Linked DNA regions of Homo sapiens: regions 2 and 3 are each linked to region 1. Evidence: chromatin loops called from intact Hi-C (ENCODE). Cell type or tissue: ascending aorta. All regions are shown on one strand. Links, peaks and the distances in the headings refer to the core of each region. The heading gives the core; the rest is flanking DNA.

Region 1 (11,034 bases), core at 1,760-9,759:
TAATAGTTAATAAATTACATGACAAAAACCTGACTATATAAATCTATTGGTCTAACTACGTATTTGTAACTTTTATAGTAGTCCAGCCCTCTCGTTACTTTCCCTCCTTGTGCTCTTAAAGCCAGTCTTGCAGATGTGCCGAGAAAACAAGTCCCATTTTTTTTCTTTAGAATAGCCTTCCCCATTCCTCAAAATGGAACTGAGGAAATCAGCATTCCTTATTAGATTCCTGGCTTCAGTTTTTATTCACGGCTGGGAAAGGAGCGACCGGCAAGACTGCTTTAAACACTCTTCGGCGTGGCCTGAAGACAAAGGCACGCCCACACTGGAGTGCAGTTGTCTCAAATGTGAACTCTGAGTGAACAAATTCTTGAGGAAGGGAGCATTTACACAATGCAGTTATGGGAAGGGAGATCTACAAATGCTTTCAAATGAAATGTGTACTTGCAAATTCTTCTTGAGTGAACAAACATGTACAAGGCCACAGTGCTCCCAAGATGTACAGCTCCCAGGGACCTCATTCTCATAGACTATAAATGATTAGCCCTCCTTATTTTTTTTTTTAAGTCTTAATGGGTTGAAATGAGAAGAAAATGGAGAATTGTTTTCATTTCTCAGTAGAGAAGTCCTTTGGCCACTACAACTGTAACAACAACGCACTCAAGTTGCTCAATCTATGCCTTTGTTTCATGAAATATCAAAGCAAATATCTGTTTCTAGAAATCTCTAGGGCTTAGTAGAAAAGATGATCGCTGAAGATCCAGAAACTATTGACTTTGCCAGAGCACAGTATATTCACTGGGCAACCATTGTCAATACTTGAAAATGCACACAGGCGGAAAATATTAAAGGGTGACATGATTTCAGCAAGTTTCTTTTAGAGTCAACACAAAGAGGCAATGGAAACAATGCAGGAAAGAATCAATGCAGGACAGTGTCTCCAAGTAGATTACAGACAAAGGGCACCTGTTTGGGAACTGAGACTCGCAACCTGTAGGAACACAACCTCAACCAGGCTGCATGGACGGATTGAAACAAAGCACAATAGACCCATCTGAGGAAAGGTAAGTGGCCGCATGCAGAGGGTATCCAGAAATGAACCTTGCTTAGCAAGGGACAGAAATAACATAGGCAAGCCTGAGTCACCTCTTACTCAGATAAAATAAGCATCCCATTAAGAGGTGACTATGTAGACCTTCAGGCTTGCCTATGCTATTTGTATCTCTTGCTACGCTAGGTTCATTTTTGGAGAGTTTGTGCATGTGGCCACTTACCTTTGCAAAGATGGGTCTGTTGTGCTTTGTTTCAGTACATCCATGCAGCCTGATTGAGGTTGTGTTCCTCAGATAAAATAAGCATCCCAGGGCTGGGTGTGGTGGCTCATGCCTATAATCCCAGCGCTTTAGGAGGCCGAGACAGGTGGATCACCTGAGGTCAGGAGTTCGAGACCAGCCTGGCCAACATGGTGAAAACTCGTCTCTACAAAAATACAAAAATTAGCTGGGCGTGGTGGCAGGCACCTGTAATCTCAGCTACTTGGGAGGCTGAGGCAGGAGAATCGCTTGAACCTGAAGGTGGAAGTTGCAGTGAGCCGAGATTTCGCCATTGCCCTCTTGCCTGGGTGACAAAGAGAGGCTCGGTCTCAAAAAAAAAAAAAAAGCATCCCAGGCCTCACTCATGCTTCTTAAAACCACCATGAATATAGACTATTCATCCAAAGAAAAGAAATTATAACACACGAAAAACCACATGAAAGTCACTCATAGAGAAAACAAGTATCTTTGAGATGAAACAAGAAGAGAATGCAAAGAATGTAGTAGGAGCATGAAATGGAATCGTTTTACCAAAAAGATAGAATAATGTCTTTGAAGAGTTTTACAACAAACTGCAAAACATTTTCCTCTTTCTAGTTAGGGGCTTGTCAAAGTATCTGATAAGAACTACCTGGAGTTTCAACTGAAGAATTCCCCCAAGTTGCTAAAGCTAGGACCTTCTTGTGAGACAGTCTTCACCAAATACTCCACATAAAACATGCAGAACACACAAGTGCAAAGGGAAGTGAAGTCAATGTACTTTTTAGAAATGGAAATATGCTAATTAGCCAATTTCTATTTCAACAAACCTCTTATGCTTAGACTCAGAGTAAGAAATGTCAATAGGAATGGTCCCACCTTTGTATCTGATTACACGACAAAGCCAGCAATATATTTAGAATCTTAGGCTTCTAAAGCTGAAAGGAAACTTAGAAAGCAACTCGGGCATTGTTGCAAAGAGTTTTGCTTTAATTTTCATATTCTGCAGAGTACAGAATGGCTTCAGTTGTTTGTCCAGGAATACAGTCTGCGGTTCTCCAGCCCAAGTCCTTCCCACCACAAGGCAGCAGGACTTTGTAGTATGCTTGTGTCACCCCAGCTGCAGGTTGCTCCATCTCATGAAGCAGCTTAAGAAAGTAATCTATCTATATTTGCAAGCTCACTAAATCAAGAAATAAATCAACCTGTGGAAAGGTAGAGAAGTGGGTCTCAATCTATGTGAAACCTTTGTTTTCGTAAGTCCAAGAAGACGATAAAATCTAGTATGGTGGTCATCACTCAAGAATGAAGGCTGATGAGAGATGGTTTCCCAGAACTGCTTTTGTTGAGATTTTCTTTCTCCTCAGTTCCCTTCGTACTTTTCAGATCCTTTTGTGAAATAAAGATTTTCCGCAATGGCTTAACATTGAGGTTTCTGTATCTGAAAATCATAGGAACTTTTTTTCACAGTATTTGAATATTTATTTCAGATTGGATCTTTCCATGTCCTGTACACCAGAAGGGAGGGAGTGGTGGAAAAAATGTAAATATTGAAGAAGCATGGGAAATAATTGATAAATCGAGATTCCAGGAAGATAGAAGGACAAAGCATCGAAACACAAATTGTAGCAATTCCACTCCTAGGTCTGTACCCAAAGAACAAAAGACTGCTACTCACACGAATGCAGACAGATGAATGCAGCACCATTCACAATAAGCAAAAGGTGGGATCAGCCAAATGTCCATTGATGGATGAATGGATAAATCAACTGTGGTACAGTACATGGTTTCTTTTCTCGCATTTATTAAAAATCAGATATCTGTTTGCTTGTTTAGCTGAATCTCCCCATAGCCAACAGGATTCTTGAGGGCAATACCTTTACCATTTTAATTATCAACTACTTACTCAGCACTGAACACTTATGGGTACTCACTAACATTGTGTTAGTTCCTTTGGTGATTGTAGTCATTCCTATTTCACAATCAACAGGAGAGAGACAAAAAAGCACTACTTGGGCCGGGTGCGGTGACTCACACCTGTAATCCGAGCACTTTGGGAGGTTGGGGCAGGAGGATTGCTTGAGGTCAGGAGTTTGAGACCAGCCCGGCCAACATGGTGAAACCCTGTCTCTACTAAAAAAAATACAAAAACTAGCCAGGCGTGGTGGTGGGCACCTGTAATCCCAGCTACTCAGGAGGCTGAGGCAGGAGAATTGCTTGAACCCAGGAGGCAGAGGTTGCAGTAAGCCAAGATCGAGCCACTGCACTCCAGCCTGGACAACAGAGCAAGACTCTCTCTGAAAAAAATTTAAAAAAATAAAAAAGCCTTCCTTGGTGTGGAAGGGTAGTGAAGAGGGCAGTCAAAGGAATTAACCAAAAAGTATGAGGAAGGAGGAAGATTAAGGGGATATGTACAGAGAGATGAGAAAAGGTAGAATTCATCAAAAGCTGAGTGATAAAGACAGAGGAAAAGTTAGCGGACCCCCAAATCAGCATCTGCCTACTCCCTGCCTGAACGCTCAGGGGTCCTCCCTTGGGAACCCTGTGGACAGCAGAAGAGCTCTCTATGACCTGGCCTGGGGGCCTTGATCACTTCCATGCCCTCAGTTGCAATATCCCACTTTCCTCTACAGAAGGGCTCTCATAGGCCTCTTGACTTTTCCTCTCTGCCTGGAAATTCCCTTGCTCACTTTGCCCTTGGCCAACTCATAAGGTTCCTCCATCTCTTGGCACCCACACTGACCCTCCATGAAGCCCCACTGGTCCTCCCCAGGACACACTTAGGGTCTCTTTCCCAGGCCTGATCCAAGTTGTATAGAGTCTGAAGTATGAAAGAAAAGAATCCAGAATTACAAATGAAAAATTAGGCATGAAAATGAACATTTATTTAGAATGAGTATAAAATCATAACATATCACAATAACATCTGACAAATTCCACAGATATTACAAAATCCACAGAAATAGTGACTGCCTCATATGCCTCTAGAATAGTTCTCTTTCCTCTACTTTTTAGCTGCAAACGCTGATCTCTTCTTCATAAAACAATTTTCTACCTTTTTTTTCTATACAGAGGATTAAAAAAGATCCACTCTCTTTGCTCTAACACTTTATGGTGATTTGCTTTAGCCTATAGATTGTTTGAAAACATGTCTTCCAGCTTCAAAACTCAGTAGTGATGTCATTGAAGACTGGGTCGGATGCGGTGGCTCACACCTGTAATCCCAGCACTTTGGGAGGCTGAGGTGGGCGGATCACCTGAGGTCAGGAGTTCGAGACCAGCCTGGCCAACATGGTGAAACCCCATCTCTACTAAAAATACAAAAATTAGCCGAGCGTGGTGGCAGGCACCTGTAATCCCAGCTACTTGGGAGGCTGAGGCAGGGGAATTGCTTGAACTTAGGAGGCAGAGGCTGCAGTGAGCCAAAATCGTGCCATTGCACTCCAACCTGGGGGACAAGAGTGAGACTTCGTCTCAAAAAAAAAAAAAAGTGTTGAAAACTGCTCCCACATCTGCAGAAGCCTCTCTCAAGTTTTCCCACAACCAAATCCTCTGCTTACAAAGTGACACGTCTGATAATTTGAAGAACATTCCGCAGACTAGCTTCTGGCTCCATCTATCTAAATCACGTTTCTCCTCCATTGTTCACCTAGCTCTGGTGTCCGGAGCTAGCAGACATGTTTAAATTGTGATGTAGCCTCTGATCATGAAGCTTTATGTCACAGCGTTGCTGAGTCAGAAAGGTGGGTGATAGAAGTATTTCTGGAAGCTGCTCCTACACAAGGAAGCCTGACAATAGCTTAACTATGAACCCATAAAAATATCTCACTAAACCCAGGGGCCGGGCATGGTGGCTCATGCCTGTATTCCCAGCACTTTGAGAGGCTGAGGTGGGCCGATCATCTGAGGTCAAGAGTTCGAGACCAGCCTGACCAACATGGAGAAACCCCGTCTCTACTAAAAATACAAAATTCGCCGGGTGTGGTGGCGCATGCCTGTAATCCTAGCTACTCGGGAGGCTGAGGCAGGAGAATCACTTGAACTCGGGAGGGGCAGGTTGCAGAGAGCTGAGATCGCGCCATTGCACTCCAGCCTGGGCAACAAGAGCAAAACTCCATCTCAAAAAAAGAAAAAAAAAAAACAAACAACAACAACAACAACAAAAAACCTCACTAAACCCAAATGAATTCTATCCCCAACTCAACCCTCCCTAAGCCAGTTCCAAAGACAACTTTTCCTGCTTCCATGTCCCCCAATAACAGGAGAAATATGACAGTAAGTGTTAGTGCAGAAGACAAGTGTAATCTTAACTGATTCCTTCAAAATGGGTTACTCCTGTAAATTTTATAAAAATCTATGACCATAGGCCAGGGATGGTGGCTAAGACCTATAATTCCAGCAATTTGGGAGGCTGAGGAGGAAGGATCACTTGAGGCCAGGAGTTTGAGACCAGTCTTGGCAACATAGCAAAACCCAGTCTGTACAAAAAATACAAAAATTAGCCAGGTGTGGTGGTGTGTACCTGTTATCCCAGCTACTCCGGAGGCTGAAACGAGAGGATCGCTTGACCCCAGGAGTTTGAGGCTGCAGTGAGCTGTGATCGCTACCGCACTCCAGCCTGGGTGACAGACCAAGACCCTGTCTGAAAAAAATATGTGTGTGTGTGTGTGTGTGTGTGTGTGTGTGTGTGTGTGTGTGTTATATGCACATGTGATATGGCCTCAGAAGGGGACCATGCAAATGAGAAGGCCCTGAAGTTGTGGCCTTCTTAGCTTCAATATCAACATGCCTTAGGTTCCTTTCCTGCTCCTCCCCCATGCTCTTGTACATACTTTTGTTATGACACAGTCATTGTGTAATTATAATCACTTGTTTGTCTGTTTCCTCACAGAATTGTGACCCCATGAAGGCAGGAACCCTATTTGTTCTATTGGTATCTCCAGCATCTAGCAAGATGCCTTGTGCATAGTAGTTAACCAATAAAAAGTGGTTGAATAAATGAATGAAGCACATTCATACTGAAGGTAAAGGTGTGTGATCAGAGAATCTCTCTCCGCAATGGCCACCAGGAGGAGCTGTTGGATGGCTCTGGATGGTTGGTGGGTGGGGTGGGGAAGAAAGGGGTAGAGAGAGAGTATGCAATTGGTAATTCTTCAAAAGGATACTTGAAATCAGGTTTGTGTAGTTCTGGACACAAGAAAGGCAACATGGGCCTTGTACCATCAAGCAATGGAAGTTGGAAAAAAAAAGAAAAAACAATCATCTCTGCTTTGGGGAATCACTGAATTGGCAAACCACCCCCATTTCCAACTTTTCTATGACCTGAGCCTTTGATGACAGCTAACATCAAATTGGGAGTATTCTGGAAACACCACGCCCAGGTCTGCGCCTTATATTTATAGAGCTTTTAGCACAAAGGCATTTTCTTCAAAGCACTTTAAGAGCTGGGCACACCCTGTCACACACATGAGCTCCATGAAAGGAATTGCAGCTTCACAGCAGCCCTGAGGCCTGAGCTGGCGAACAGGAATGCTTTGGAATACACTCCCTGGCCACAGGCGAGCAGCCCAGTTTGAAACTAGTGGGAAGAATGACATCAGGTGGGACCAGCCAAATCCCTGCTGAGGGGCCCGACCTGTATTTCTGCAAGAAAACCTTCGTCTTGATGATCATTGACCATGTACTAGACCCATACTTTATCTCCTTTAATCCTAACATTACCCCTATTGTGCAAATGAAGAAACTCCGAGGCAAAGAGAGGCAAAATAACTGACTTCAGGACCATCACCAGTAAGAGCCAAAGCTCTTTAACCTTGGTTAAAGCTCATCCCTCTCTACAATCATGTGCCTTTTGCTGCCGTTCTAATACATGATCTAAATGTATCAGAGAGAGGCTGACTCTAAGATCAGATGAGCCCAACATGGTTCTGGGTTGACTGTATTGCTTGACTTTGAGACCACCGTGACGGCCTTGGCATCATTCAAAAGCAGGCCCAAGTCCAGGAGTGGTGGCTCACACCTGTAGTCCCAGCATTTTGGGAAGCCAAGGTGGGAGGGTGGCTTCAGTCCAGAAGTTCAAGACCAGCCTGGGCAACACAACCCTTTCTCTATAAAAAATACAAAAACTAGCTGGGCATTGTGGCACGTGCCTGTAGTCCCAGTTACTTGAGAGGCTAAGGTGGGAGGATCACCTGAACCTGGGGAGATCAAGGCTGCAGTGAGCCGTGATCATGCCACTGCACTCCAGCCTGCAAAAACAGTGAGACCCTATCTCAGAAAAAACAAACAATCAAACAAACAACAACAACAACAATAAAAAACAAAAGCAGGGCCAAAAGAAGGAGGCCATCAAAGCCCACATTTTAGTCCATCAGTCAAGCCTTCTGGGGTCCCCATGAATCCCTGTTCTGGTTGTGGAGGGGATGATGTGTGTCATGTGTTGTCACAGCCAACCACAGCAAGAAGGGCTACAATTCCTTGTTGTCATTTTCCCCAACTTCAGTCCCCTCACTGAGAAAAACCAAGGCAAATCACTTCCAAGAGGCCAGCCCAACAGGATAGCACTAATTCCCCTAGTTACAAATGTCTCACACCCAGAAAGCCTCTTGTGCACATTGGGATTCTGGAAAAATGTCAAAACACCACATACAGTCTCTTTACCTGGAAAACAAGAGTATCCAAGTCAGGGCATTCATGGTGCCACCAGAGCAGTCTCCAATACCATGTATAGTTCCCAACACAATTCAATTTACCATGGAAACCTCGGTCATTTTCCTCCAGTAATTCCTCCTCTTAGAAAGAGCACAGATTCAAGTTCCAGCTCTGCCTCCTACTAGCCGTCTGACCTGGCAAGTTTCTTAACTTTGTCATCTGTAAAGTTCAGATAATATTGCTTACCTCACAGATGGTTATGCAAATGAGTGAAACAAATGACAGAAAGGTTAGGTCCATCAGATGATAATGATATTTAAATCTGTTTTCACTACTCTTAGTAACATTATCTTGGGCCAGGTCTCTAGTCCTGCATCAGTGATTTGTCTTTTGTTTTTGTTGTTGCTTTTTGGAGACAGAGTCTTGCTCGGTTGCCCAGTCTGGAGTGCCGTGACATGCTCACTGCACACTGCAGCTTCAACCACCCAGGCTCAAGCGATCCTCCTACTTCAGCCTCTCAAGTAGCTGGGGCTGCGGGCATGCACCACCATGCCCAGCTAATTTTTGTAGACAGGGCTTCACCATGTTGCCCAGGCTGGTCACGAACTCCTGAGCTCAAGTGATCCACCCATGTCAGCCCTCCAAAGTGCTGGGATTACAGGCATGAGCCACCGTGCCCAGCCCCTGATATGCCTTTATTGAGCACCTAATGTGTATGGACTCTGTCTATGAACTTACAGTAAAGTCAGAGACATTGAGGAACAGGTTAGTGTGAGACTGTGTATATGAAATAAAAAGAATTGGAAAACAGGAAGACCAGATAAATAAAATAGAAGGAAAGTTCCACTAGAGAGGTGAGACTTTAGCTGGGCTTCCAGGTGTAGTATTTCAGTAGGATAAACTTACCAGACTAGGGAAGAAGGTGTATGTTGGGAATTGCGGGGAGGCTTCAGGCCTGGTGAGTTCTTCAGAAGATGGGGACTTTTGTTCATTCAGAGTGAAACGGCCAGTGAGCATTTATAAAGTGTTGACCACTACTGATTTGTAGTGTTTGGTGATTTCTGTGGTGTTCATACTTCCACCATAGCTGATTTCCACCAATAAAGCTGAAAACAGGCAGGCCATGGTGGCTCACACTGGTAATCCCAGTGCTTTGGGACGCCGAGGTGGGAGGACTGCTTGAGCCCGGGAGTTCAAGACCAGCCTGGGCAACATAGTGAGATCCCATTTCTACAAAATACAAAATAAAAAGTAATCAGGCATGGTGGCATGCACCTGTGGTGCTAGCTACCTGAAAGGCTGAGGCGGGAGGATCACTTGAACCCGGGAGTTTGAGGCTGTAGTGAGCCATGATTGTACCACTGCACTCTAACAGCCTGGAGACAGAGCAAGACCTTATCTCCAAATAAATAAATAGATCAATAAAAAGAATAAAAGCAGAGTTGGGGAGAGATGTGCAGCAGCCTGGCATCGTACAGTATTCCTACCATGTGAATACAATACAGATCAACGGCCTCCGTAAAATGGAGTAAAATCAGGAAGCGTTGACTTCTAAATATTTATTACCTTGGTTTTTAATATAATTTAATAATAAGTTTATATTGTTTAATTTTTAGTAATGGTTGCATTTAACAACTAACTTGCAGAATTCCTGGAAACTTCATATTCGGCTCAGGTGATTTAACAAGCTGGCTCTGGCACACCAGTGGGGCAGCTGCAAAAATCCAGGAAAGAGATGCTCATGGCATGCACCAGGATGTGAGTTGGGAGGTGATGAAAAAAGGAAGGATTTGGGATATGTGTGTGTGTGTGTGTGTGTGTGTGTGTGTGTGTGTGTGTTTTGTTTTTTGAGACAGAGTCTTGCTCTGTTGCCCAGGCTGGAGTGCAGTGGTGCAATCTCAGCTCACTGCAACCTCCGCCTCCCGGGTTCAAGCAATTCTCGTGCCTCAGCCTCCAGAGTAGCTGGCGTTACAGCTGCCCACCACCACGCCCGGCTAATTTTTGTATTTTTAGTAGAAATGGGATTTTGTTATGTTGGCCAGGCTGGTCTCAAACTCCTGACCTCAAGTGATCCGCCCACCTCGGCCTCCCAAATCACTGGGATTACAGGCATGAGCCACCGTGCCCGGCCAGATTTTGGATATGTTATGAAGATAGAGCAGGGAGGATTTGCTGGTAGCCTGCATTTGGGATGGGGAGGAGGAGAGAGCTCAAAGGTGACTCACGGGGTTTTATTTTGTCTCACTCCCTGTCTTGGCTCCCCACGTCTCGTGGCGAACGAGCTTCTCTTTTCCTTCATGTGTGTCAAATCCTCCTTCTTCCTAAAATTAGCTCCAGCTCTACACTACAGGAGGCTTTGTGTCGTTTTCCTTTATATAAGAAAGGTTTTGAAAAAATTCTTGCTTTCCACCAAGGCATGTTTCTAAAACTATTTTTTTATTTGTGTAAAACAACATCCTTATTTTATTTAAATACATATGGGAGAAGAAAGAGAGATGTGAGGGGAAAGAAAGTGAAGGGGAAAAGGAGAAGTAGGAAGAAGAAGGGGAAGAGGAGAAGGAAGGAGAAAGGAGGAGAAGGAGGAAAGGGAAGAGGATGACGAGGAAAAAAGGAAGAGGAGGAGGAAAGACATACTGGAAGGGAGGGAAAGCAGACATTCCCTGGTGGCCCAGGACAGCAGCCAGGATGTATAAGCTCCAAGCCAGGAATGGGCCCTTTCACACTGGGCTCTATATTCTCATACATAATTTAAATCCGTTACAACAACGACGTATTGGTATTTGAATAATAAAAATCTATGGCCGGGCATGGTGGCTCACGCCTGTAATCCCAGCACTTTGGGAGGCCGAGGCAGGCAGATCACCTGAGATCAGGAGTTTGAGACCAGCCTGGGCAACATGGGGAAACCCCATCTCTTACTAAAAATATAAAAAATTAGCCAGGTGTGGGGGCAGGTGCCTGTAGTCCCAGCTACTTGGGAGACTGAGGCATGAGAATTGCTTGAACCCGGGAGGCGGAGGTTGTGGTGAGCCGAGATCATGCCACTGCACTCCAGTCTGAGCGACAGAGCAAGACTCTGTCTGAAATTTAA
Region 2 (11,034 bases), core at 2,070-10,069, 150 kb before region 1:
TCAAGTCAGACCACCCCAAGACTGCCCTGGAGTATGATATTCTTGGCTTTTATTGGAGATTTCCAAAAGAAACTTTTCAGGGTGAGGCACAGTGGCTCATGCCTATAATCCTAGCACTTTGGGAGGCAAAGATGGGAAGATCATTGAGGTCAAGACCTCAAGACCAGCTGGGTCAACATAATGAGACTCCATCTCTACAAAAAATAAAAAAATAAAAACTAGCCGGATGCAGTGGTGTGAGCCTGTATTTCCAGCTACTTAGGAGGCTGAGATGGGAGGATCACTTTAGCCCAGCAGTTCAAGGCTGCAGTGAGCTATGATCGAGCCATTGCACCCCAGCCAGACACTGTGTCTAGATTTAAATGAAAAATTTTTTTCAGGGAAAATGCTTCCACCTCACTAGTGTGCTATTTTCCATCTCTCCAGGGAAAGAGGTCCTACTGTGTTTATGAAGTGCTTCATTTACTTTAGCACCTTGGGGATCCAACACTTTTGTGTCTTTCCAACAGTGCCTGACCTCAAGAACGGGAGGCACAGCTAAACACCTGTTGAAATGAAAATGCTTATGCCAACACTTAAAAACGATTCTTCTAGACAGCTGCAAAGAGAAATGGTGACAGCCCTGTATGAGAAGCCCAGTCATCAGGAGTCTTAGCTTGTGTTTCTCTGGAACCCACTACCTGATGTAGAGCAAGTCAGTGCTGGGTCCCAGTTTCTAAGGCGATAAGAAGAGTGGTATCAGACTAGATAAGCTCCCAGGTCCTTTGAGACTCAATGCCTGCTATTCCATAATACTGCTGCCCATTAGGTGTAGGTAAGCTGCCCGGGGCCCTGTCTGGCTCTGTTGAGCAGAGAGAATGACAGGCCAGAGTCCAGCATGCCAGGGGAGAATCAGGGCTTACCACCTCGTTATGTGGAACTTTTCCCGTTTTGCTTTGTGTATTAGTCTGTTCTCACGCTGCTAATAAAGATAAACCCAAGACTGGGTAATTTATAAAGGAAAGAGATTTAATGGACTCACAGTTCCACATGGCTGGGGAGGCCTCCCAATCATGGCAGAAGGCAAAGGAGGAGCAAAGTCATGTCTTACATGGTGGCACGCAGGAGCTTGTGTAGGGGAACTCGCCTTTATAAAACCATAGATCTTAAGTCTCATGAGATCTGATGGATCTTAAAAAACCATTAGATCTCATGAGACTTATTCACTACCATGAAAGCAGCATGGGAAAGACCTGCCACCATGATTCGATTACCTCCCACGGGGTCCCTCCCACGATGCATGAGAATTATGGGAACTACAGTTCGAGATTTGGGTGGGGATACAGCCAAACCATATCACTTTGGGGTTTTTGTTGTTGTTGTTACATTTATGCCTAAAAAGTAAAACATGCCCAGTGTGAAAAATCTGAAAACTAGAGAAAAGTTGAACCATTCAAATAAGCACCTGAAAAGCCATTATCTTAACACAACTATGGATACTAGGTAAGCACATTTCTGCCCTGGCTTCACTTTACACATGTGATTTCTTCCTGAGATTGCACTGTGCATGGAACTGTGTGTCCTGCTTTCTGAGCTTACTATTGCATTCCTTAAAAAATTGTGTAGAGGCCGGGCACGGTGGCTCACGCCTGTGATGCCAGCACTTTGGGAGGCCGAGGTGGGCAGATCACGAGGTCAGGAGATCAAGACCATCCTGGCTAACACCGTGAAACCCCATCTCTAATAAAAATACAAAAAAATTAGCTGGACGCAGTGGCGGGCACCTGTAGTCCCAGCTACTCGGGAGGCTGAGACAGGAAAATGGCGTGAACCCGGGAGGCGGAACTTGCAGTGAGCCGAGATCGTGCCACTGCACTCCAGCCTGGGCGACAGAGCGAGACTCCGTCTCAAAAAAAAAAAAAAAAATTGTGTATTGAGTATCATCTGAGTGCCTGCATTGTACTGCTGGAAAGCTCAATGAACAAGACAGTGCTGCTTTAGGGAATTCACAATCCCGCCTTTTCCATACCATTAAGAACTTTCCATAAGCTTAATTTGTAATGGCTGCAACTGACTCTTAAAACAATTTGTAGCTGTTGATATTTTGCTGTGTGTTGCACTGGAGGAGAAAATCCAGCTCATGAGACAGTAGAAGGCTGAGTAAAGGACAAAGGGTGAAGAGTGATGAGGTGAAGTCAAAGTCGCAAACAAGAAAATGAGAAGGAAGAGAGAAGGCAATCAGGAAAGGGAGAAACAACCAGTAGAAGCAGGGAAGGTGACCCACTTTAAGACCAACTGCTCTGACCCCAGGAATTCACTGTTTGATTTTGCACTGAGAATGAAGAATGCAGGCTCCAGTCCCACACAGGCTGCCGGCTGTGGGCTCTTGGGCAAGTTCCTTCACACATCTGTACTTCAGTTTTCTTGTGTGGAAGATTGAGATAATAATACTTATCTTCCAGGTGGGTAATAATAAAGATTAAATGAGACAATGCATGCCAAACTCTAGCACCTAAGTACTCAATACATGAGATTATTAGCCCTCATGAATTACCACCATATTTCAATACTGCATAATACATTTGGACCAAAGGGATAAGGAAGAGACCAGACGAAGTAATGAAAAGTCTGATTTATTGATTTTTTTTAAAGTACAGTTACCCCTTTAATCTACATAGCTGCATGTGCCAGAAAAAGAAGACACTCAAATGTGATAATTAAACAGTTTTTTTAAATAAAAGGAGGTTATATGAAAGTAAGGGCAAGGAAACCAAGACTCTGTAAAGCCCCTCTGGGGCTAGCAAAAGGGAAGTGACTGCCACCCTTAAACCTACAAGCAAGGATGCAGGTAGTTACAGGACCTACCAAGCTCTAAGACCACCGGATAGGAGCTGTGGCTTTCAGCAGAATGAGTCCCCCTCTGCTCTGCTACAGTGGTTGTCATTGGCTGAAACCGCAAGAAAGCCAAAGGAAAGGGGTCTCAGACCCACTTGATGCAATCTGCAGAGGTCAGCTTCCTGAGCTCAGAAAAGAAGACAGAAATGCCGACAGGGGATCTGGAAGGAGAATGGAGAAAGTTCAGTGCACCACCAGTTTCTGGGACATAGAATTCTGGTTACCCGTTGGCACTTATGAATTTACCTATCGAATACCATTTGTAAATGTCCTCATCATTTACCTAGTGCCCGAGTGTCACTGCAGACCACGTGCCTTCATCTCTGTACACATCTGTGCTGGCTGCAGAGAACAGTGACCCAGATCACAGTTTTAAGAGCTACCACCACTCTTCTGAAATGGAAGAGGTTCCCTTGTCCCCCTCCCAGGGCGTGCGATGAGGGTGTGCCCTGCTGCTCAAACCTCTAGGGGAGCATAAAGATGGGCAGGCTGTGGGGCTCCGACCCCAAGACAGTGTCTAGGGTGAATGTTTATAGCTGAAGCCCCAGTGGGTATGTGTTACATGTGTTACAGGGTGCTCTTTTAGCTTGCCGTCTACAGGCGGCGTGTGCTAACCAGCTCAATGAGACTCCCTTCCTTATCAGAAGGACAGAGGGATTTCAGTATCCTGGGGTTTCTTGCCTTGGTGTACCAGAAGAATCGGATCACACGTGGGCTGCGAGAATGTGTAAGGCTTTGTTGAGTAGAAGTAAGGCTCAGCAAGGATGCAGATGGGGGAGCCAGAAGGGAGATGGTTTTGTTCTGGAGTCGGGCTGCTGGGCGTCCTGGGCTCTCCTCCGACTGCTCCAGCCAAATTCCGCGTCGTTCTGCCAGTCAATGACCTCCCGGCCAGCGGGTGCCTGTCCTGCTCTTCTGCCCGCGCTCTCCTCTGGAGGCCCTCTCCACAATCAGCCGCTTGCGCCTTCTTCCGCCAATGTGCTCCTCTCTACGTCCAGCGGCTTGTGTCTCTGTTGTGCTAGGGACTCCGGTTTTTATAGGCCCAGGACGGGGGCATGGTGGGCCACAGTGGTCTTGGAAAATGCAACAGCCGGCGAAAGCAGGAGTGCCTGTCCTCACCTGGGCCCGTGGGGGTGGAGCCCTAGCCAGGGACCACACCCTCCCCTACTCAGCACTTCCCTTCCTCGGTTCCCTATCATTTAAAGGGACCACGCTCTTCCCTTCCCAGCACTTCCACACCACTTCTAATGGCAAGGAGAAATCATGGATGTAGATTGCAATAAAAACATGGTCAAGTGCTGCAACTCTTGTTGGTGTGAGGTTGATTTAGTATTGTAAAAACATACATTTGTGTAAGAAAACTACTGTTTATATTTAAATATTCCTTATGCTAAACCAAATGTGTTTATTTGTAAAAAGTATTAATATAGGGGTGGGGGAATATATTAATCTATATTTAGGTTTTTTAAAAGAAACTCTAACCTCTCGCAAGTTACCTTTGAACTAATAAGTCTGTTATTAATTTAGAGAGGGTAGAAGGGAGCTGTGCCTTTCAGGAGCTTGTTTTAATTTGTTGGGGTTTTTTGGTTATTTCTGTTTTTATTTCATTTATATATTTACTGCCAACATCAGTAGCCTCTGCCATCTGAGAAGGCCTGCTCATTCATTTCCAGTTTGGATGAAGTAAAAGATGACAGAGTTAGTAGAAAGCACATATGGTAAAAGAGAAGGCTCTTAAGAGATTTCTTCCTTCTCACACTGCCAGGCTGCCCTCCAGGGCTGGCAGATAGGCATCAGGACTTTGTGTATTTTGGTTTGTGTTCAGAGATAAGGGTATTTCTGCCATGATGCAGGAATGAGTGGAATTTAACCATTGTATTCATTACTGGAGTTTCAAATAACTTTGTTCTAGGTTTATTAAATTTCCAAAATAGTCTCTTAAGTTATACCAAATGCAAACTGTTTTTTTCCTGAAACCTTCTGATTGGTTACCAATATCCCAAATTCTCTTGTGACTGTTCTTAATTTTTTTCCCAAGCTCTTTGTTATAAAGAATGATTCACTGACTATATTTTTCTCAAAAGGGATGTTAAGCTTCAGCATTGGATTCTAATCATAATTCATGAGATATTTGAACATGCTATTATTTATCACACAATTACAAAAAGTTTAAGAATCCCGCCAATATATACCACCGGTCTAAGAATGTGTTAGGAGGTGGGCAAACTGATTTAATTTAAATACTTGCACAGATTCTTCCCTCTTTCCCAGGCCTTTACCCATGATTGAAATGCAAATGTTTGTTTTTAAAGCTTTAAAGCAATTTGGTTGGCTTTCTTTGACTGTATTTTTTTAGCCCTTTGGAATTTGCAATATCAGATATAACAGTACTAATACCAGAACTGAAAAGTCCAACTTGATGACATTTTCTACCTCACTAGAAGCCAGATAGAACAAACATCCCTTGGTAAGGAGGACTTAAATAAGTTTTTTGCCCAGTTATTCATACCCAGAACCACATATGGCAAGGCGGGGACCCATACTGGGTGCTAGTCAGAGGCAAAAAATTCTCCTGGACTTAACTCATCATTTGGGAATCTCTTAGAAAAAAAAAAAATTGAGAACAAAGTAGAAGTTTTTTGCTCTCCAAGCCCAAGGGAAAAGTTCATTGGAGAATCATATCAGAAAGTAGATTTTCATCAAGAAATCAAATTCGTGGCTCATGACTGTAATCCCAACACTTTGGGAGGCTGAGTCAGGCAGATCACTTAACATCAGGAGTTCGAGACCAGCCTGGCAAACATAGCAAAACCTCGTCTCTACTAAAATATACAAAAATGAACAGGGCGTGGTGGTTCATGCCTGTAATCCTAGCTACTTGGGAGGCTGAGGCATGAGACTCGCTTGAACCTGGGAGGCGGAGGTTGCAGTGAGCCGAGATCGTGCCACCGCACTCCAGCTTGTGTGACAGAACGAGACTCTGTTTTTTGGATTTTTTTTTTTTAAGTCAAATTCAAAATGGCCTTTCTACTTTTCTCAATTTGGAGTGTTTATGCACAAGGACAGAGTGGATACGTAGAGGCAATTCTCCCAAGTAACCTAACGGATGATTGTTCTGTGGGCTCACATCTAAAATAACCTGCACATTTCAGTGTAATTGGAGTTGGGTCTTGTTTTTGTTTTTGTTTTTAAAGAATAACTTACATTCTTCCTTCTGCCAGAAAGTATTTTAAGCAGGTTTCAATAAAACGTTACATACACAGTAAGTTTGTTAAAATAGACAGAAAATCAAAAAGCATATAAAAGGGGAAGTTTAAGATAGTTACTGCAACTGAACATTAAATTTAATTCTGAGCTTCCTTGCAGTTTAGGGAAAGAGTAAAAACAATGGGTTACATTGTTTTCTGCCTCCAGTGAAAGGAAGCATTTCACTGCTTCAGAAGATACTTGCTTTTTTCCTGCCACTGATTTTTAAGAGGGTTGTAGCCAATGAGCCCTTATATGCTTTACAGAAAATACAAAAAAAGGCCTTCATATGACCTTTTTCATCCCCAAACAAAATTTGGAAGCACAATACTAAAAATAAACCCAAGGAAAGTAAAACATTGCCACCCATAGGGGTGGGACTAATGAGATTAATGTGTTCTTTAAAAATCATCTCAAGGCACTAGGGAGTATATATTCTAGATTTCCTATAAGATAAAATGTCCCCGATGGCACTTTTTAAGTGTATATAAATATTCTTTTTCATTTACTTCGAATAAAAATAATGGCAAAAATAATGGCACTCACTTTCTGCATTGGTAGTTTTAAAAATTCTGAGAAAACTAAGAATTCTATAATAAAGGTACCCCAAAGTAGTCATGATAGCACATAACAGAACATGAGGCCCCCATGTGTGCTTAATATAATATGGAAATGAGTTTTCTCCTATATTACAGCTTGTCACAGAACTGTTTTTTGTTGGGGCTCCTTTATTTTTGAGAATGTAGTGAAATAATGAACACCATTATCCAGGGTTTGTTGACATAGAAAAGGGGAACGCTAAATTTATGAGTGGTCAGAGGAGTTTAGTGATCTCAGCAGTACTCCAGGTCGTAGCAGAACCAATTTGGATTTCTATTCTGAAGGCACTATATGGAAGGATCAAGATGGTTTCCCGTGGGCTCAAGCTTAGCTGTAGGGGAAAAAGTGACTCGGCCCTCCAAATTTAACTTAATTGGCATTGTGGGAAAACTTCTTTTCCACAAAGCAGCCCACACGGTGTACCCTTTGTAAACCAAGGACTGTTGTTGAGGGAGCTAAAGATGGGGCGTGGCTTTCTACCACAGTTTCCATGATCCGCCATCTTGGGCATCAGCAAAAGCCAACACAGCCACATCACACCAGGACAGAATGCTGAGGAAAATAAGATTCATTAAAAGAAGGGTTAGCTTTTAATTTATATATATTTAAAGGATTCCGTTGTTTTTCCTTTGGGGTTGTTCTGTCTTCATTCAAAGCTGCCTTATTTTAATATTTCTTTGAATTCCCAGAACAGTCATTCTTTTAGTTCTTTAGATAATCTCTTAGGTCATAATAACTTTCCAACAGTCACAGTACTTTGCAAGTTATTGAAGGATTTATTAAAGCATGTCTTATGGCCAGGCACAGTGGTTCACACCTGTAATCTCAGAACTTTGGGAGGCTGAAGTGGGAGGATCACTTGAGGCCAGGAGGTTGAGACTAACCTGGACAACATAGAAAGACTTAATTTCTACAAAAATTTAAAAAATTAGTCAGGCATGTTGGCATGTGCTTGTAGTCCTAGCTACTTGGGAGTCTCAGGCAGGAGGACTGCATGAGCCCAAGAGTTGGAGGCTGCAGCGAGCTATGATCACAGCACTGCACTCCAGCCTGGGTGACAGAGTGAGACTCTGTCTCTATAAATAAATAAATAAATAAATAAATAAATAAATAAATAAATAAAACATATCTTCTTTCAAGTATTTATTAAACAAACTTAAAAATATCCAACTAATACTAATTTTGGGGGACCTTGCCCTCTTTTTTTGTATTTCATTCTATGGCCATTGACTATTCTTCATTGGGCTCCCTGAACCATTCCTTGTGTATTCTAATGCAATTTCATGTTTTTCCTCATTGAATTTCATTCATTGTTTTGCTAGTTTAGTGGTCAAACAGTGAAACTAAGTACTGAGGCTTTCTTTACTACGTAACATAATGGCTCCTGATTAGCACTGCTTTAATTCACACTTCACCTATTTATTAAATATCTACTATGTGTAGGGCATATTTTATTTGCTAAGTGAATTTTAGATTTAAAAAGTATTCGTTGTAATTGAAACTAAACTCAAAAGCGTATCTATTACATGAACTGTTGCAGTATCACCTTCTCCCTAGCAGATAACAGTAGAAAGGAAGAGAAGTGTCATTGTGCATAAAAATATTTTAGTAACCTCTTTGGATGGTGAAGGCTGTTTCTGCAATGGCCCAGGGCAAGACAAAGAGGGACCCTAATTGCTGTGCACAAAAGTGTTGTTAGAATATTAGTTTATAGCAGCAGCCAGGAGAGGAGTGGAGTGAGGTGAAGCTATAAGTAGTTCCAGAGACTAACAGGCTGGAGGCAATATCAGGTGCCTATAACACGTGGTGGGAGTGAACAGCCAGTAAGAAATTCCCAGCAACAGAAATGGCCTTGGTGTTTTTAAAAACAGCATTGTCTAACATTCATTTAAAAATCATTTCTCTGTCAAGTGGAATGTGATCTTGCTATTACCCTCGAACCTTCAGAACTTATATCCGTATATTCGAGAAAGCCCTGTATTAACAGGAGTTTTATGGAATTAATGAATAAGGGAGCTGGGACATTTAGGGTGGGGTGAGGTGGAAAGCGGTGACCTGTAGCTAGAGACAAGATCTGATGGATCAAGAATTAAATGGAAACGGGAAACTTGAACAATGGACAACTTAGAAACACACGTTCAAGAATCCGTAGGTGTTGGATCCATGGAGTTTTAGGTGGACTAGAGTACGTTGCATTTAAATTACATGTAACCATCAAATATGCAAAACATTATGTATCAACCCAAAATATATATGTATAATTTTTTTAATTTTCAAAAACTTTAAGATTCACCCTGAAAGTTTAAACGATTTGAGGCATCAAGAATGCTGATATTTAGAAACCACTTTAGATCTCTTTAAGCCTTGACTTCCTCAACTATAAAATGGGCATAACACATTAAGGTAATTATGAGAATTAAATGAAATATTATAAACACACTGTTTTTGGACAGTAGGTAAACTATTAGTAAATACTACTTTATTCCTTCCTTAAGATCTTCACATATAGGTAAAAAAAAAAAAAAGCCCAAATGATGGTTTATATCTATAATAAGGCTAATATTAATAGTTATTGACAAGTTTGGTTAATGCCTGGGTAAAAAAACAGTTCAACATGTAGCCTATCATACTGATGTTAGTGAGTCAGCTGACATTAATATATTTAGGCGATTTTGAAGTTTAGCAGTGGTGGATTAAAAATGGCTCCGTATTCTTCAATACTTCTCCCATGAAGAGATGGGGTCTCTGTTCCCTCCCTTTGAATTTAGGTAGGCCCTTGGTTAGTTTGAACAACAGACTATGGTAAATATGATACTGTATCCGTTTCTTGGTCCAGGCCTTAAGAGACTGGTAGATGTCACTTCCTTTTCTTGAAATACTTGGAACACTCTGAAGCTCTGCTGCGGTTTAAGATGTCCAACTAACCTGAGATTGCCATATTGTGAGGAAGCCTAAGCTTGCTATTTTGGAGAGAGAGAGACAGTGAGAGAGAGAGAGAGATAAAGGCAGAGTAAGAGAGAGATACCCATCCAGCCTTCAGCTGTTTCAGCCCCCAACCATTCAAGTCTTCCCATCTGAGACTCCAGACATTGCTGAGCAGAAGCAAGACATCCTGAGGCATGCAGAGATGTTGGTCAGTGGGTACAAAGTTACAGTTAGACAGAAGGAATAAGTTCTGGTGTTGTATTGCACAGTAGGGAGACTATGGTTGATAATATTGTCTTGTATATTTCAAAATAGTTAGAAGAGAGGATTTTGAAATGTTCTCATCACAAAGAAAAGATAAATGTATGTGGTGATGACTATGTTAAATACCCCGATTTGATCATTGCACAATGCATGCCTTTATTGAAACATCACACTTTACCACATAAATATGTATAGTTACTACGTGTCAGTTAAAACTTAAATAAATAAATAACAGCGAAAGAGAAGAAAAGAAGCATGCTGTTGCACTGTGTTCCACCTGAGTTTTTCATCCACAGAATTATGATTATAATAACAATAATAAATTATTATATTAAAGCCACCACACTTTGGGGTAACTTGTTATGCAGCAATAGATAATCAGGATATCAGTGTCTTAAGTTTAATTCCCAATACTGTTTTTGGTTAGCTTCAGGATTAGGTGGTCCCTAAATTTAACTTTAATACCTATTTTAATTTTTTTAAACTCACCTAAAGTAATCAGGCAGAAAGTCCACTTGAGGGAACATGAGTGAACTATGAAAGCAGATCCATTTGGTGTTAAATCTTAGCTCACCTACTTATTAATTATGTAAAGTTGGGCATGCGAAAACATGTAATGTACCTGATATAGACCAAGTACTGGGCAGATGCCAATTCCTGCCCCCTTTCATCTCCTGGTCCCTTTCTTATGATATATTATTGCTGTTTTAGAGCTAGGAGGTGTGGCCTAGCATGGATTCTGCAGTCAAAGACACATGGAATTCAAACCTATGCATTATGTACACGGCCTTAGAAAAATCACTTAAAATCAGAGTCTCAATTTTCTCAACTAAATTACTGAGAAGATTAAGTGAAATAATTCATGTCGAGTGGCTAGCACTGTCCCTGGCACAGAATAAGTGTTCCTTGGAAATTCCCATTGTCATTATTCTAATGAATCATGTCAAGCATATATGTTAATCAGATTATATTAGGAGATTGAAACATACATTTAATGATGCTTTGGGGGAACAGAAAAGAACATTTCAATCATTTCACGACTTTTCTGTGATGTGATTCTCTTCCTCCTAAAATAAAAAAGAGATTAATATGTGCTCCCATAGATTCAGCTCTATGGAAACTGCTATC
Region 3 (11,034 bases), core at 1,230-9,229, 81 kb after region 1:
AAGTGTAGGGATTGCAGGCGTGAGCCACCACGCCTGGCCAGAGCTACCATCTATTGACTCCTTCTCGGCAGTCGATGTCATGCACGCCCTTACTGACCTTATCCCTAATCCCTACAACAATCCTTTAAGTTAGAGATTGTTAGCCGTCTTGAAAAGAGTTAGACAGAAGTATTCAGTGCCATTAAATGACTAACCTAGGTTGCCCAGCCCAGGTGTCAGGCCCTATTCTCTTCTGCAGCTCAGCTCCAGGAAACATGTTTCCCTCCCCAGCCCCACCAAAAAATGCAGCCAACCAGACACATAATATTATTTTGGGGTCTGTAACATTACCATGACTCATGATTCTCTTCAATTCACTTGCCTTTCATCTTGCATGTCTTCTTTCTAAATGCCTTATGTCTAATTATTTCTTTTACCTCCATCATCTTCTAGAAAAAGGCATAAGCCTTATATTCCTCTAGATAACACAGGAATAGGAACCAAAAAAATGCATCGCATTCAAATATTTACTGAGCTTCCATTATGGCAAGCCTTGTCCTTGGTAGCTGAGTGGAATCGAATCTCCTGCAGCCTGTCACAGCTAGTCATACAGGCAGTAAAGGACGAAAAATGTACAGTGAATGCTTCCTTATCTGTTTGTTTTCCCTTCCTGGGAAATTCTGTCTACACAGCTGACCAAAGCTCAAGCAGAATGACGGGACACACCATCGACAGTAGTAACAGATCCACGTACCTACTAGCCATAAACAAGCTAGGTTTCCATGCTTTCTTTTTGGTATTTCTCTATGTCGCGTGTCTAGCAACAGAGTAGAATTAGCAGCTTCCAGGTTGCTGGGGTTTAGAGGCAGTGACAGATGCAGAATGAGGAAGCAAACAGATTAATATGTATTAAATGACTGCATTAGTGCTCATTACTCTTAAGCTCAGTACTTGTGTGTACATGTGAAAGTGGTATTTTTCCATGACTCTCGCCATGGGAGCTGATTAAAACAGAAGCACTCAGAATTAGCCCAGCAGTCCAAGCCAGCATCCAAACTATTTATTCCCTCTCTCCCACCCCCACCGTTTCAAGTGCCAGTCATAATTGTTATTTGATATAATGGCTCCTCAACCTACAGCTCTCACCCAACCCAAAAAGAGTTTGGTGGCTTAAGGTTTCGACCAAAGCTCCATTTCATCCTGTATAAAAGTGACTTGGAAATCCTTTTTATCCTCGATTTCTGACAAGAAAATCCAGCTAACAAGGTCATCTGAGATGCCACCAAAACAATATGCAAGGCTGGGTATGGTGGCTGATGCCTGTAATTCCAGCATTTGGGAAAGCTGAGGTAGGAGGATTGGTTGAGCTCAGTTCAAGACTAGCCTGAGCAACATAGCAAGACTCCATCTCTACAAAAAGTAGAAAAATTAGCTGAACGTGCTGGCAGCTGGTTTTTAGCATTTACAGGCCCAGCTACTCAGGAGGCTGAGGCAGGAGGATCACCTGAGCCCAGGAAGTCAGGGCTGCAGTGAGCTATAATTGCACCACTGCACTCCAGCGTGGGTGACAGACAAAGACCTTATCTCTTATAGTAAAATTAAAATATATATATATACACTATGTATCTCTTATAATAAAATTCAAAAAATATATATATATTTGCTTTATTGACTACTGCGTTCCAAGCTCTGCTGGGAGTAACTGGAGGCAAATTTTAATGCAACCCAAAGTCCCAATGCTTTATACTTGAGGATGCCTTCTCCAGTGCTTGCTGAGGAGACCTGTGAATCAGGAAAATGGCACCAGCATGCACAATCCCAAACTAAGACACTTCTGAAGATGCCAGGCCCAAAGCCATAAACATGGACCACCTTTGGTACCAAGTCATCCAGTCTTTCTTGGCATAAGCAAATGATGAGGCTTTGAATACAACTGAGCTGGCCATAAATGCTGGCTCTGCCAATGTCTAGTGATATGGACTTTGACAGTTGATTTAATACTGCTCGGAGCATCTGTGAAATGGTGACAATAATCCCTGTCCCTGTGGAGTTGTATGCAGATGAAAGGAAAGAGGATGTGAAGAGCTGCCACACAGTAGGCAAGCAGCGCTAGTTCTCCTTGCTTTCCTGTTTCACTTACTCATCATTAGACATCTGGGACAAGCAGTGACTTCTGCTGTCTTGAAGTTCACTTACTATTAATTCAAACAAGACTTCCTGACTGCAGTCTGCCCTCATTACTGGCAATGTCCTGCCTGATCTCTAAGGCAACAATCACTCATTTTGTAAATACAACCTTCTCATCTATTAGAAATTAATGAAAATTCCATGAAAACGATTTTCAGGCACTGTAGTGACATGAAACTTCAGGAACTCATTACCTTAAATGTCTCACCCAAGGAGTTGAAATATTTCAAAATCCACATGCATATAATATTAATGCAAGAGTGTATAATACGCATAGTCTTCTCCAGGGCAAGTAAGCTTTTAAAATATACTACCCCTAACTTTGTTAGAGTTTTCTTACTTGACAAGTTATTCTCTTTGCTTATTACTTTCTACCCGTGTCTTTTATCACTACTCTAGAAAAATCAAGAACAAACTATATTGGGTTGAACCCTATGAAATTCCTTATATTTGGTCATTTTTGACCTATGGGAATGACAATCTCATAAAGGTTTAACCTGCTAGAGCCAGGCCAAGGATAAAGGAAATCAGAGCAGTTCCTGAGAAAATGTGGTTGGGCTGCTCCCCTGCCCAAGGAGACCTTCGCTTTCCAAACACAAGGTCATCACATCATTGGTGATGTCTGCATTGGTTAGGTTGGGTAAACTTGACATTATTATTTGGGTTCTCTCTCCCCACTGGTAGGGCAGGTGCTAACTGAACAGATGAGTAATTATGACTGCAATAAAAGTCACTGTTGGAGGGGGTAAAACCATTATCTCCACACCCAGACTGAGGACAGCTCGCTTGGTTTGCACAGTTCTTACAACCCACAACACTGTGGGTGCCATACCCTCTTGGGGAGTTGCCATCGCATTCCGAAGCTAATGACATTAATCATTAGCCAACTCAGAAAGGTTAATGGGCGGCTCGAGGGAGAGGAATGTTTTTATGGAGTTGATGTTCCTGGGAATTGGATCAGAAGAGCATAAGGGGGCCCTGGATGGGACATGAGCATTAACAAGTCCCTCCACCCACCTCATCCCACACAGCAGGACTCTTTAGGCTCAGCAAAGTGCTTCATCCAACACTTCATGAATGAGCCAGAGGACGGGAACCAGGCACGATTCCAGATCCAGCTTCATAATCCCTTCCCAGAATATAGTTTTCTCAAAGAGTGTCTTGTAAATTAAAAATGTGTTTGCATTATTTTTATTTATTTATGTATGTATTTATTTATCGAAGACAGGGTCTTGCAATGTCACTCAGGCTGGAGTGTTGTGGTGTAATCATAGCTCACTACAGCCCTGACCTCCTGGGCTCAAGTGATCCCATCTCAGCTTCCCAAGTAGCTGGAACCACAGGCGTGCATTACCACGCCTGGCTAATTTTTCTACTTTTTGTAGAGAAAGGGTCTCACTCTGTTGCCTGGGTCAGTCTCGCACTCCTGGGCTCAAGCAATCCTCCCACCTCGGCCTCCCAAAGTGCTGGGATTACAGGTGTAAGCCACCATACTGGCAGATTTGAGAAATCTTTAACTCACCAATGGATTAGCTGTTGGGGAGTGAGGAATATCAAGGTCAGAGTAAGAGGGATTATAGCAGAGAAAATCAAACCACTGGCTGAAAACTAAACATTTCAGTTACATTGTGATTATTTCACCTACGTACATAATGAGAACCTCTAAAGACATGTAAAATATGGAATTGTTTCAACTTTTAAGTTTGCTTTTTAAAAAATGGAAGGTATCTTATAGACATAGTAATGCTTTGCACTTATCCCAGTTAGAACTAGTAAGTCCCCAGACCTCACTCACCTGTAATTACCAAAAAGATCGTGGGGCTTCGAGGTGGGGAGAGGAGTTGTTTTGTTTTTTTGAGACAGGGTCTTGCTCTATTGCCCGGCTGGTGTGCAGTGGTATAATCATAGCTCACTGCACTGCAGCCTTGAACTCCTGGGCTCAAGCAATCCTCCTTTTTTCAGCCTCACGTGTAGCTGTGACTACATGCGAGCCACCACTCCTGGTTCATTTTAAAAACAATTTTTTATGTAAAAACTGAGTCTTACCATGTGGCCCAGGCTGGTCTCAAACTCCTGGGCTCAAGCAATCCTCCTGCCTCAGCCTCCCAAAGTGCTGGGATTACAGCTGTGAGCTACTGTACCCAGCCTGTGTTTTCTTATTATCCAAATAATCATGACTTTGAGGCCCAATTCCATAACTCAAGAAAGTTATTCTTCTCCCTGCTTCTCCTTCATGAACATGTTGGAGAATTCTGGAGAGATGCTGGATGTGCCGCCCACCCATCCCAGTAGTCACTCATCCCTCCAGCCACCCTGACTCCAAGGCCGGTGCTGCAAAGCCCTGCAAGGAAATTCCCTTGAACAGGCTCAACACTGGCTTCCTCAGGCTGCTCGGCCATCCCCATGCAAGACACTCCAAGTGCAGACACAAGCTCTGCCTGTACTTCCACAATGCACAGAGAGGAGCAGCCCAACTGTTTAATAAAACTGTACTGAAGGCATGGGGCTGACACAATTACAACTCCGAGAAACATTCCCATGCTTATCAAAAGGGGTTCCTCTAGAGGGTCCCGGCTCTGAACGCCAGCCTTGGGCCTTTGGCCTAGCTCCTGGCTACCTTTTGCCTGGCTAAGCCAAGTCAGCCTCCTCTCCACCAGGCTCCAGGTCTCTTTCCCACCTCCGAATCCAGCTGGAGCCTCTCAGTCCCAGAACTAAGTGGCAGCCTTGCTCATTCCCATCCCAAGATGACTGGGAGCTTCTCCTTCCTAAAAGGGGGACCCTTCAACCACCCACCAGCTGCAATGCAGCCTCCTTGGCCCCAAACACCAGCCCCAATCACCAGTGATTCATTTCCATCTGCTGGTCTTCATAACACCACGCCTGGTGCTGTCGCCCAGATAGCCAGGGTCAAACCTGATTCCATTTCTTTTTATTTTATTTTATTTTATTTTATTTTATTTTATTTTATTTTATTTTATTTTATTTTTTGAGACAGAGTTTCACTCTTGTTGCCCAGGCTGGAGTGCAATGGCATGATCTCAGCTCACTGCAACCTCCGCCTCCTGGGTTCAAGCGATTCTCCTGCCTCAGTCTCCCAAGTAGCTGGGACTACAGGCCCCCACCACAATGCCCAGCTGATTGTTTTTGTATTTTTAGTAGAGACGGGGTTTTGCCATATTGGCCTGTCTGGACTTGAACTTCTGACCTCAAGTGATCCGCCTTTCGCGGCCTCCTAAAGTGCTGGGATTACAGGCATGAGCCACTGTGCCCGGGCAAACCTGATTCAATTTCCTTTCCCAGTCTTTCATCCAGTGTGGAGTAAAGAGAGGGTCGAGATACTTTCTGGGTTAGCTCAGGGTTTGCACTGTCCTAAAACAAATATAATCAGACAAATAGACAAAATATACATGCATTTATACATACAAACAGATATGTACACACATGTGCATGCACACACACACACACACACACACCTTCCCAAGACAGTTTCAGAGACAGTCACTAAAATCTAAATCCATATTCAAAGATGCAGCAAGGACAATGTCCCACTAAAAATGGACTCTATTTATGTTAAACAGAACACATTACTTCTCAGCCTACATTTAAAGTAACATTGAGGATGACGCTCATTACACAAATTATTGTTCTTGGACAAACTGAAGTGTTTATTCTGCTAACTTTTCCCAAAACAAAGGAAGTCACAATCGTGAATTGGTTGCTCAGCCTCTCGTAACTATGAGTAACTTTTAAGGAACAGTTCTACTGCTTTAAAAAATATTTTTCCACTGGGCATCACTACACAATGATGCAGTCATAGCTCAAAATATTTTGGAAATTCCTCCTTTGGAATTGCCTCCAGAGCCAAGAGCACATTCCTTTAGAATAGTCTCAATGGTTATAAACCTTTATACCAAGAAGAAGGTGTATTTGATTCTTAAAATAAACCAAAAATTATTTTAAAATGGAGCTGGTGAATGTAGGTGACCAAATTGGGTGACACTGCTTTGGTATACAAAATGTGGCCCTAAAACATTAGGCAAGTTTTCCTGTGCGAGTCATAAATTATCTGTGAAGGCCATTCACTAAACACACTTTAAAAATTTTTTAACGCAATACATTTTTACTCTGTACCAATCCTTGATGGGGCACAAACCCCGAAAACAACTAATTTCAATGTTAAATGGAAATATTTACAATAGTAGTATGTATGAAACCTCAAGCATCTCAGAAGAGCGGTGCACAGGAGGAGAAGAAGGGTTGGGAAGGGTCTCAGAAAAGGCTTAAGAAACATATGTCATAATAATTAGAGTTTTCGCCATGGCCATCTTGAAGGCCACAGCATTTATTTAGATATATTCATTCAGATATATTTGTTGAAGCCGTTACTCCATTGCTTTATAATCATGCTTCAGAATAAAGGAGCATGAACTTCATTTCACCCCCAGAGTTATTGTAGCAGGACCCAACAAGACATTAATTTTGCCCGTGGTTTTTGACCTTTTTTTGCTTCCTAACACACTTTCAGTTATGATCTTGGGCTTTCTTTGAGCAAAAACCTCTTGGATTCCATACACCATCGTTATTTAGGAAATCCCTTATGACTTCCAAAACATTCACATGTTTTTCCCGGAATAACATTGCACACATTTATATGCGATCACGTTTTCCTGCCCCATGTATGTTTATGAACCCCAGAGCATGTTGCTTAAGGCCAGCCCTTACCGTGTAGTGATATTGCAGCAGCTGCTGAACAGCACCCTGCTATTACAGCCCTGCATCCTGGTGAGGAAGGGAAGAACCCCAAGGATGGGCTGGGGACGTGGAGGCACACAGGCAAAGTGGGGTTCCTCCAGATGGCGTTCCATCCCAGCTCTATGACTGCCTGAGTAAAGAGTGCCTTGGGGCTTTGGGTGGCAGGTTTTACTAGTCAGGCCTCCATTTATATCTCCCCTAAAAGCCTGAAACACCAATGGCTCCTCTTGAGTTTCTCAGTCACAGTGGAGAGTGGCTCCAAGGCCCTTTCCCAGGAAAATTCAGAAGGGGTAATGACCTCAGAGTTTTCACCTGTGGCACCGGCCTGAGTTTCTCATGAGGCACCGGACTGTCATTTCTCATCAAAATCGTCTCTTGAACTTCTAAAGTAAACACCAGGAGGAAAAGGAATGAAATGGCTTTGCAACTGTGGAAATTGTACTATGTCCGGTCTACAGGGTGAAATGAGTTGCTATTTCACTAGGCCAGGTACCTATACCCTTATGAATCAAACAGCAAAAGAGGTGAAAAGGAACTTTAGCCACGTCTAAATTTCACCTAGACCCACTGTTTTATACTTTTCTTTGACTTGCTCTATAAATATTTTACTACAACTTTCAAAGTTTATAGGGTCCTTAAGACTTGTAAAAGGGTTGAGTAACTAGAAACCAATGACTGATACCTACCACAGGGATCTTGATTTTTTTTCTTCTTCTTCTTAAGATTCCATGGAACAGATTTCATTCTACCCAGGATTCCTTGAAAGGTGGCTTGAAACTCATCTCTCAATTGAAGTCATGAATCTGCAGGGGACAAAGAAAAATGGCATCCACATATCAACTCTAATTGATTTGGGGGCACTCTCCAGAGAGTCAGGAATCTGGTTTAGGTCCCAGACCTATAGCTTCCAGGGCTCAGACTCCTCAGAAGCTAAGGGTATGTGCCCCGATGACCTGGATCCCTGGTGCTGGCATCACATCCAGATTCCCCAAAGCAGAGAGGGCCCAGTCACCTGGTCCTACTGCATTCTGGGAATGACAGACATGCCACTGGTTTTAAAAGGATGTATTTCCAATGGACCCTTCACCAAGTTGCAAATTTTAATTGTATAATAGAGAAATATGCATGAGTGTCTTCTGGTTTCCAGCGACTTGAGTTTTGTTGGTTATTGAACTAATTATCCTGATTCCTAAATCCCATAAAAGTACATAGGACTATAGTTATCAGTCTAGGCAAAATTAATTCACTTGTACATTTGGATACATTTGTTCTAATGACTGAATCGTGTATCTCTTTTCTTCAAAAATACAGAGTTTGGCCAGTGCACGGCAGCTCACACCTGTAATCCTGGCACTTTAGGAGGCTGAACTGAGAGGATCACTTGTGTCAAGGTGTTCCAGACCAGCCTGGGCAACATATCAAGACCTCGTCTCTGCAAAACGTTTTAAACTTAGCTGGGCATGGTGGCACACACTTGTAGTCTTATCTACTCTAGAGGCTAAGGCTGGAGGAACAGTTGAGCCCAGGAGGTTGAGGCTGCAATGAGCTATGATACCCCAATATGATTGCCCCACTGGGTGACAGAATGAAAGTCTGTCTAAAAAATTTTTTAGAAATAAGAATAATACAGGTTTATAGATCAAAATGTGGCTCCTGAAATATTAGTTTTGAGCTTCAATTCAATAAGAAAGCCATCGTATTAGTCCATTCTCGCACTGCTATAAAGAAGTACCTGAGACTGTGTAATTTATAAAGGAAAGAGGTTTGATTGACTCACAGTTCCAAAAGGCTGGGGAGGCCTCAGGAAACTTACAATCATGGTGGAAGGTGAAGGGAAAGCAAGGACCTTCTTCACATGGCAGCAGGAGAGAGAAGTCCAAGCTGAGGAGATGCCATATGCTTATAAAACCATCAGATCTCGTGAAGAGTCACTCCTGTCATAAGAACAGCATGGGGAAAACCACCCCCATGATCCAATCACCTCCTACCAGACCCCGCCCTCCACACATGGGGATTATGGGAATTACAATTCTAGATGAGATTTGGGTGGGGACACGGGGCCAAACTATATCAGCCATACAGGAAGGGAGCGTGAGAAGCTGAAGGTTATGGTTCTTATGCTTTCTAAGTGTCTTCCAGGCCCTGAGCCCACTGTCTCACCTCCACAGTGCAGATATGCCTTAAACACAATTAAAACTGAAACCAACATTAAACAGAACTAAATGTAAGAAATTAACAGAAATTAATTACCACATATCAGAGAGACAATCGCCTGTTTAAAGCTTTAATATGAAAGATACTTCTTTGAACATAAAAACCCCAACTCTCACATATTTTCAAGGTAGTTTTGTACATTAGAAAATAATTCTCTGTATTCCGTGATGAACGATTCATCGTGGAATGCCTTTTAAAAAACAAAGACATTGAAAATGTGGTTGCAGGCTGGGCACAGTGGCTCACGCCCATAATCCCAGCACTTTGGGAGACTGAGGCAGGCAGATCACTTGAGCCCAGGAGTTCGAGATCAGCCCGGGCAACATGGCAAAACCCTGTCTCTACAAAGAAAATTTTAAAAAAATTAGCTGGTCATGTTGGTACATACCTGTAGTCCTAGCTACTTGGTGAGGCTGAGGCCAGAGGATTGCTTGAGTCTGGGAGGGAGGCAGAGGTTGCAGTGAACTATGATCATGCCACTACACTCCTCACCCTGGTCAACAGAGTGAGACCCTGTCTCCAAAAACAAAAAAGAAAAACTGTGATTGCAGACACAAACACTTAAACATAACTCTGCAAACTTTTCTGTTACCTTTGAAAACCTATTTCCGTACAGGGAGGAAAAAAACCCTTAGCCTTGTTTTGATAGGGAAATTTGATTACTCATTTGAATAGACTGAGTATGATAGTTATTTGACTTTTGAAAATGTTTCAGGTCTCCTTCCTCTCTGCTATCTTAGGATCTGAGCTTCCTGAAATTTTGAACCAAGGGCCATGAAATACATTTTCTTAGCCTTTGCTATAACATTCAGCATTAAACAGAAGACAAGAAGTGTGGCCGGACATGGTGACTCATGCCTGTAATCCCAGCACTTTGGGAAGCCAAGGAAGGCAGATCACTATAGGCCAGGAGTTCCAGACCAGTCTGGGCAACATGAGGAAATACTGTCTCTACCAAAAGTGCAAAACATTAGCCAGGTGTGGTGGTGCGCGCCTGTGGTCCCAGCTACTCAGGAGGCTGAGGTGGGATGATTGCTTGAGCCTGGGAGGTGGAGGCTACAGTGAGCCAAGATTGATCGCCACTGCACTCCAGCCTGGGTGACAAAGTGAGACTCCATCTCAAGAAAAAGAAAAAAAAGAAGAAGAAGAAGGCATGAGGTGAGAGGCAGGGAATATTCTTACAAATCCAGGATGGTTTCTTGGAGGAAATGGTCTTTCTGTTTTCAGTCCTTTATTTTATTCTTATTATGACTCAGGGACATGCTTTCCTTTGTATATTTGATCATCAAAAGATCCTTTCCATATTTGGAAAATTCTGTGCTTATGTTTGACTTTCTTGTTTTACATGGAGTGGGGGCGGGCGGGGAGGCAATTCCTGAAGTACAACGGGCCTCATCACAGAGGTTATACTTGCTCAGTGGAGTGTGATATTCATGTCTTTCTGTGCTGGATGCGTTTTTTCTTTTTAATATAGACATAAGCACTTTGCATTTCCATATGCATTTTGACTAGGTAAGTAAGACATAAGATTGGCCACTTTCACATTTTTTCTGCTTCAAGCAACTAAATTGTACACGCTATACTGACGACAGGCACAGCTTGGCACCAAACTGGATGTGAGGGGAAGATTTGGGGTGTGCCAGAGAAGCATCCGCAGACTTCAGAGCCTGCTGGTTCTTTTGAAAATAATCGCCGAGTTTCATCTGCTATCACCTGCTTTGCCTGCGTTCCTTTTGATAACTGCCTTCCTTTCAGGGCTGACTGAATAAGAGTTATTGATTTAGTGCTTCAAGATCTCACAAGATTCAGTCATGAAAATGAGATCTGGCCTCGGGGGAGAAAACCGCTTCCTGCCCAGCACAGAGCCCAAGCAGGGACAGTGGCCGGATCTGTTCAGTGCTC

Evidence for each region. Hi-C counts contacts between places; a loop is a spot of excess contacts. Peaks named below come from ENCODE experiments on the same cell type or tissue, not always from the same donor. Only the 100,000 strongest peaks of a DNase experiment are listed, where the experiment ranks them.
Region 2: it touches region 1 in a loop (2.7-fold over the local background); 8 of 110 quality-filtered maps call a loop at or near these places.
Region 3: it touches region 1 in a loop (5-fold over the local background); 7 of 110 quality-filtered maps call a loop at or near these places.

Annotation. Positions count from the first base shown.
Region 1 is chr10:28,987,260-28,998,293 of GRCh38, reverse strand. No RefSeq gene overlaps it. Among named protein-coding and RNA genes, the nearest start is that of C10orf126, 150 kb to the right of the region's middle. RefSeq lists a silencer at 6,200-6,494 and an enhancer at 6,239-7,438. In ascending aorta, for the core only: a CTCF peak has its summit at 6,363 (motif pointing right); DNase peaks (open chromatin) are centred at 3,978 and 6,803; H3K27ac peaks cover 3,906 bases.
Region 2 is chr10:29,135,609-29,146,642 of GRCh38, reverse strand. No RefSeq gene overlaps it. Among named protein-coding and RNA genes, the nearest start is that of LYZL1, 150 kb to the left of the region's middle. RefSeq lists enhancers at 5,277-5,777, 5,778-6,278. In ascending aorta, for the core only: no CTCF peak of the experiment used is centred there; a DNase peak (open chromatin) is centred at 5,400; H3K27ac peaks cover 1,509 bases.
Region 3 is chr10:28,906,051-28,917,084 of GRCh38, reverse strand. No RefSeq gene overlaps it. Among named protein-coding and RNA genes, the nearest start is that of C10orf126, 65 kb to the right of the region's middle. RefSeq lists an enhancer at 10,357-11,034. In ascending aorta, for the core only: no CTCF peak of the experiment used is centred there; a DNase peak (open chromatin) is centred at 5,400; H3K27ac peaks cover 4,391 bases.